Regions from separate parts of the Homo sapiens genome. Here region 2 is linked to region 1. The links are chromatin contacts, found by Hi-C or POLR2A ChIA-PET in ENCODE. All regions are on one chromosome and are shown on one strand. The core of a region is the stretch at or near the end of the contact, and the rest is flanking DNA. Distances in the headings are between cores, read along the strand shown. Region 1 overlaps ABCB4 (ATP binding cassette subfamily B member 4). Region 2 holds the start of ABCB4 (ATP binding cassette subfamily B member 4).

Region 1 (3,418 bases), core at 231-2,730:
GTACTTTAGGGCATCATTTCCTTGACTTCTGAGTGTCTCAACTAACTGCTGAAGAAACACTGTGTAGCTCTGTTTCCTCCCCTGCCCCTCAATCCTGCTTCTTTCCACATTTCATATGGGAGAATGGTCAGTTGGATGGAATGAAAATAAACTTTTCTTAGACAAGTTACATGATAGAAAACATCTTGAATCTAGTTAATAGTCTTAGCTCCATTAATTGTTAGAATTTTGTCAGAGTAGAGCAGGTAGAATTGAGCAGTATTGAAACAAAACAAAATCTTGGGTTATTAGCTTTGGTCTTGCTATTCACAGTGTGTGAGGCTGGAGAAGATCCCCAACTTCTCTAGTCCTCATGTCCTACCTTAGTAAAATGAGAAATTGTACCAGATACTGCCCCAAGTTCCTTCCAGCTAAAACCCTGTTATTCTAAGCATCAGAGATTGAATAACTCAGACTGGCCAGTTTAAATTTTTTTAGTAGCTACTTTAACCTAATAGGGTTATGAAATATGAAAGATTAAATATGAAATATGAAAGATTTTAAATATGAAAGATTAAAAATGTTTTAAATGTTAATATCAGCAGTTCAATCATAGTTTAATATTGTTTACTCAGTCAGCACTTGCTTAAGAGTCGGAAAGAAGGTTCTAGAAAAACCCCAAATCACTATTTAAAAAGAAACACTCTCATTTACCTGGGTACAGTTTCATCATCATTAAAGTACAACAGGGTTTGAGGTATTCCCATCCCAATTTTCCAAAAAGGGCTTGGTAGTGAGGGTGTTGGTTACTGGGCAGGGAGTGGGGAGGGAAGACTGCCTCATAACCATCTTGACCCAGGGCTTGTCTGGTCACTGAGATTAAGGGCCCTCTGTGCCACAGCTAACCCGTAAGGGAGTTGATCCATGACTAGAATGTCAAGAGGAGTGTCAAGTCATTACTGGTTTCTCCTTGTGTAAATTACACAGCAGGGGTAGCAGAATAGCATTATGGCTTAGGAACATGGACTCCACATCAGATAGTCTCAGTTGGAATTCTTGCTTTGCTACTTATTAACTTTAGAACTTAAGGCAATTCAGTTAACTTCTCTGTGCCTCGGTTCTCTCATCTGTGTAAATAGGAATACTATTTCCCTTTCAAGGTTGTGAGGCTAAATGAGATCATATTGGTGAATGAGGTAATACTTGGACATAGTAAAAGCTCAGTAATTTTTCTCTATTCTTGTAATTGCTATCTGTTATATCTTTATTACAAATGAAAAATCTATGGTTATTCAGTCTCAAGCATCACATATCTTCCTTTCAGCTCATTGCAGAAGCTAAGAACTGAGGTAAAAAAAAAAGTCTTAAAGCTGTTAAAAACCTAAAATTAAGATCTTATGCTCCATGTGCTGTTGGTTTAGATGACTCAACTACAGAACTAAGATTTAGACTAAATAGCTAAGTCACAGACAATCAACATTTGTCAAGGGTGGTTTGGCTGTAAGAATCAGAGAACTGCTCTGGCTGGTTTGGGTAAAAGCGATTTGATATAAGGACACTCCAAAGTGCAAGAAATACAGGCAGTTTGTGTGTAACTGGCTCTTACAGCCACAGGCTCTAATATCTGAGTCTTCCTATACATCTATTCCATTCCTCGGATGCTGTATATTCAGACCAGCTTCTTACACATACCCAATGTGACATCAGCCTCTGAAGCCCCAGGGCCTCACGGTTCAAACTTGTGTCCAGGGCCAGGAAACCAAATCTGATTGACCCAGATTAGTCAGATGTCTGACTCTGATTTAATCACGGATTTAAAGCATGCTCATGTTGTTGACAATTGGGATCTCCTTCCCATTGTGGGTGGACAGCTTTTATAAGAAGTTATACTCAGGGAGGAAATAATTGGCAGCTCCAATAGGCCCTTAGAAATCACAGCCTAATCCTTTCTTTTAGGACTCTGCCTTGTGAAGAAAGCCAGGCCACAAAGGGGTTGTGACTAAGGCCAGTCATGTAACTGCCTGGTGGCAGGCTGGGAATAGAACCAGGCCCTTGGTTCCCAGGCCACAGTTCTTGCCCTTAGCTGATCAGCCTTCCTGAGCATACAAAGACTTGCCTACCATACTTAGCACAGCCAGAAGTACCAGTTTTGTCATAAAGCTAGTCTTGAACAGATTATGCCTTTGGTTTTTAATTTAAAGGAAATTAAAGCCTATCAACGTAACCTTCAGGATACTTTTGACAGAGCCCTAGGGCTTATTTTTCATTATTTCAGAAGTGAAAACACCACTTCTAATGAAGGTCTATTCTGTGTTACAGATTGCAACAGAGGCAATAGAAAATATTAGGACAGTTGTGTCTTTGACCCAGGAAAGAAAATTTGAATCAATGTATGTTGAAAAATTGTATGGACCTTACAGGTAATGAACCATATGATTCCTGCTAAGAACCTAGTGCTTTCCTAAGGCTGAATTATTGTCCCAAAAAGATAATAAAAGCTCTGCTGCTCCAAACAATGATATGACTATAAGGGTGGCCTTTTTTCAACAATTCTGTCACTGAAAATAAGTAGCTTTTTGATGTGACTAGGACACAGAATTATATTTTTTACATCTTATGCAAACAACAAGAATAGGTCTCCAAGACGTAAAAGATATAGAGAATTGCACAGTCTTTGGTTATCAGTGCAGGCAACATAAATAACCTATCTGGGTGACTTAAGACAAACATTCCTTTAAGGAATTGCTCAAACCTTTCTTTGCAGTGTGTAGACTGAACCAAAAGTGAGACTTGCTATTGGGTATGTTCCAGAGGAAAGTATTTCATTTGTTCTCTGAATGAGGACCAGATCCAACCTACTCTGAAGATAAAGAAACACAGACTATTTCAGTGGTTTATAGTTGAGCAATTCAAGAAACTCCTAATGGCACCATTTGCCACTCATTTCCACTGCAGCCTGATTTTATAAATGAGTATGTTTTAACACAAAGTTGAACACAACTTAGATTACAATTTTGCAGACTGGAACAGTAGTTTTGAACACTTGCAAATTTGAACAGATATCTTTGAAAGTCTCAATTTATGCCATCTCCTCAGTTATGCACACTTCATATGATACTAAATAACATGCAGCTACACCTTTGTGTCCATTTGTTGTTTGACATAAAACATGTATGCACCATTAATGATGACCTGTTTTTAACTTCAAGGAGGGTTAAGGAAGAATAGAAAGGTGAAGCTAATTATGAACTTGGTTATAATTTAAAGATTCAATAGCTTCACAGAATGCTCAAGTTTTGTAACACCATGTTCACAGCACATAAGTTAAACCATCCAAATTAGTAATACTTTGAATTTTTCCTTTTGCCAAAAACACCCTCATATTTGAGAGTAACTCAATTATAGTTCTTTTGGAGGATTCAGAAGCCAATAAAGTATA
Region 2 (3,418 bases), core at 568-3,067, 61 kb before region 1:
TCCAGTCACCACAAGCCTTCTTTCAAACTACACAATTCCAACTGCTTCCGTCTCAGAGTATCTTGAAATAATGATCTGACCGCCTGTTAGACCAGTGAAGGGAAGGAATTTGGGTTGATTTAAGAAGAGAATCCTCATGGTCATGGTAGACTGATATGGAGAGAAAACATTTTGAGGAAAAATACTCAACTAAATTCATTTCTACTCCAGCATGCAGTTTCAAGTCAAGTTCCACCTTAGCTCCAGGTGGCAGGCAGAGCAGGATGCAGAGGCACAGCACAAGTAAGGGGTGAGTGCCGAAGCTGCTGGCTCCTGTTCCAGTCTTTCTTCCTTGGCCTCGCCTGAACTTTTACTATAATAATAGTCACCATTTATTAGGTGTCTCCTACGTGCAGGACACTTTACACACAGTATCCCTAATCCTAATAACACCCTTATTTTATAGATCCAATGACTGAGTCAAGAATTACATAACCTGGCCAGACAGCTGGTACATGGGAAAGGTGAGATTCACACCAGGGTCCACCCAGCATCTCTACTTATACCATGCTCTGCTTTAAGGTTCTCTGAGAACTCAGACAAGCCTTGGGCTAACAATTGTGTTAACAGGACATAGCAGGTGCAAGGACCCACTGGTCATCCTGCTACCTGATCAGAAGGAAGGAAAGTTGTATTTGTTGCTCACCTACTATGTTTTAGGCATAGTACTAGGTGCTTTTACCTAGTACTTAATTCCCTTATCCTCAACTCATTTATTCCTCGCAATAACCTGATAAGGGAGATGTTTTTATCCTCATTTTACATATAAGGAAACAGGCCTAGAGAAATGAGCACAGTGTCCAAAGTCACATAGTTAATAAGATGTGAAGCTCTGAGTTTGAAAGTCTCCGGTTTCAAAGCCATGAAACTTATGGCTCCCCGTTTTAGACACTTCCTTTTGGGAAGAGTGTGGAGGAATTAATCAGAAAGAAGAAAGTCATACTCAAATAGGTGGTAGGAGCAGAGACAATTCAATACAGACAGAAGTCTTAGATGAGAGCAGTGAGCCAGGGCACTGGACTGGGACTCAGGAGGCTTCCCCTAGACTCTGGTTCCACCGATGCAGCCTCAGGCAGGACTTCACCTCTCTGGGCATCCGTTTCTTCATATGTTAAACATACGGGGTTTTAATTAGATGATCGCTGAAGACCCCTCTAGCCCTAAAACTCTGTGTCTCTTAAGTGCTAAGAGGGCACCAACAGCGTTCCTCCTCCCCAAGGAGCATAATGTGATGGTTCCTGCCGGCCCTGGCTGACTCTCGCCGTCCTTGGAGATAATTGGGTTCAGTGCCACCTGGACCAGAACTGGGGATGCGGAAGCAAGAGGCGAGTCTATTGCTCTCTCTCGGTCCTGGGCCGCCCTGTGATTGTTGGGCGTCCGGAAACTGTCTCCCCTATGGGTTTAAAAACAAAACTGAGCGCCCATGGGGTGTGACAGTCATCTGCAGGGGCTTGGGTGGCCCATCAGGCGAGGCTTTCTCGGCACCCGAGGCTCCAGCCTGATCTCGGTCTTATCCTGCGACCGGGCTGGTTCTGGCGGGTCGCCAGGGTGGGCGGCGGCCCCAGCCGGGCGCCCCGGCGGCAAGAGCGGCAGGCTGCGCCCCTGGCCCGCGCCTAGCCTGGGGAGAGAGCTGGGCGGGCGGCGGGAGCTGCTCTCGCGGGCCGCGGCCCTCGCCCTGGCTGCAACGGTAGGCGTTTCCCGGGCCGGACGCGCGTGGGGGGCGGGGGCGGGGGCGGGGGCGAGGCCGCGGCGAGCAAAGTCCAGGCCCCTCTGCTGCAGCGCCCGCGCGTCCAGAGGCCCTGCCAGACACGCGCGAGGTTCGAGGTGAGAGAGGTCCGGGCGCGTCTGGCCTCGAAGGGAGACCCGGGACGTGGGGCGCGGGGCGGGAGTGGCCGGACCTCCACCCAGTGCCCCCGGGCCCCGCGACTCGTGCGCCGGGCCGCCGGAGAGGGTGTACTTGGTTCTGAGGCTGTGGTTTCTCCTCAGGCTGAGATGGATCTTGAGGCGGCAAAGAACGGAACAGCCTGGCGCCCCACGAGCGCGGAGGGCGACTTTGAACTGGGCATCAGCAGGTACATCCCCAGCAGCCACTGGCTTTTCCGTTACACGCCAATCAGCAGGACTAAGTTCACCCTTGGAAAGAAGTTGTAAAAATCGGTTGATGCCTTTGAAGACCTTTGTTTTGGAGGCTTCTTTGAAGGGTCTTGCATCCGGTTCTGACCTTGGAGCAAACGTGTTGTGTGGCCTCAAAGAATGTCACTGAGGCTCCTTTTGGAACAGATTCAGGAAGAAAAGGCTGTCTTGAAAAGTGCTCCCTTCCCTTTGTGCAGGGGGGATTCAATGAATATCTGCATTGTATAACATTCATTGTATTACGTAACTCTTGAAACTTTTACAAATGACTTTCATATACATCATCTGATTGTTCAGACTTAAAGGGTGTCAGACATCTGCTGTTGATGGCTGTGCTTTTTGAACAAGGGCAGTGAAGCAAAAACTCCCTCCCCTCCTGCCCATCCCCTGTTATGTCTCTTCCTCCTTGTCTTACCCCTCCCCCTCCTCTCATCGCCAGGCTTATTTGTATTTCTCCTTTCTGGGAGGATAGGTGGGGAGGGGGAACTTCTGTACATCCGAATCAGTTTTGTTCAAGTGGTAGGGGGAAGCAGCGCTTCCTTTGCCTTCATGTCTTTCTCGGTTCCCCTGGCCCTTGTTAAACTCACTTCACAGGCTTTATGAGCGGGGCAGAAGTTCCCAGTCAATGGCGTGTGTCTTTGTTTCCTCTTTCACTGTGGGAATAGTGAATCATTTTCGCCTTTAGCCTGAAATAGTTTATGAGGCTATTACGGTCTCTGAGTTCATACCAGGCTACCCAGAAAAAATTGACCTGTGTCAAGTGATCACCCAGAGGGACAAATTTATCAGTCTCTGTAGTTTGTCCTCAAGCTGCTAGGGGCTTGATTAGCTAACTGAAAACATGCCTACCTGATGCTTAAACTGAAGCATTATTTTAGCCTGTTAATGTGGTTGTGCAGTAACCTTGCTGTATTTCTTCTAAGCACCATTGTATTTTTTCATAGAAAATTTAGTTTTGCCATGTAGAATTGAAAAAGTGATAGATGGTGTTACTTCCAATGGAAGTACTTACACACGCAATAGAAAAATATGGTTTTCATCAGCTGGCTGTTTAGGCAGGGATTGACTGTGAGTCTATTAATAGATGGCATTTTCATGAAGAAGTCTATTTATGTATTGCACTGGCTTAACATTTGATGCGTGTGCAAAGGAGCTATTCCTACAAAAGGTGTAGTAACACTTCAGAACCCAGGAAAGTCCTCAGAGGGGAAGCCCACAGCTTCTGCTGGAAAGAAGAAAGCAGCTC

The links. A loop is a pair of places that touch in the nucleus more often than their neighbours do. ChIA-PET counts read pairs that join two places held with the same protein, here RNA polymerase II (POLR2A). Pooled maps may share reads with other maps.
Region 2: a loop to region 1 is called in a map of GM12878, with 2.8 times the contacts of the local background. The contact joins the promoter of ABCB4 here to the enhancer-like site in region 1. A Hi-C loop is called at or near these places in 3 of 168 maps with a recorded cell type or tissue (GM12878, breast epithelium and endothelial cell of hepatic sinusoid), 11 of 37 single-sample maps with no recorded cell type and 5 of 50 pooled maps. POLR2A ChIA-PET finds 5 or more read pairs at or near these places in 2 of 52 experiments (HepG2 and WTC11).

The regions. Positions count from the first base shown.
Region 1 is chr7:87,412,598-87,416,015 of GRCh38, reverse strand. ABCB4 (ATP binding cassette subfamily B member 4) reads left to right here. Exons shown (of 28, transcript NM_000443.4): 22 at 2,299-2,399. Among named protein-coding and RNA genes, the nearest start is that of ABCB4, 61 kb to the left of the region's middle. Within about 2 kb of position 1,480, at least 6 of the 41 ENCODE cell types and tissues checked have a DNase peak (open chromatin) inside an H3K27ac peak, as active enhancers do.
Region 2 is chr7:87,474,079-87,477,496 of GRCh38, reverse strand. It overlaps ABCB4 (ATP binding cassette subfamily B member 4), which reads left to right and starts at 1,817. Exons shown (of 28, transcript NM_000443.4): 1 at 1,817-1,863; 2 at 2,026-2,111. The coding sequence starts at 2,032. RefSeq lists silencers at 1,441-1,690, 1,741-1,940, 1,951-2,090 and an enhancer at 2,561-2,630.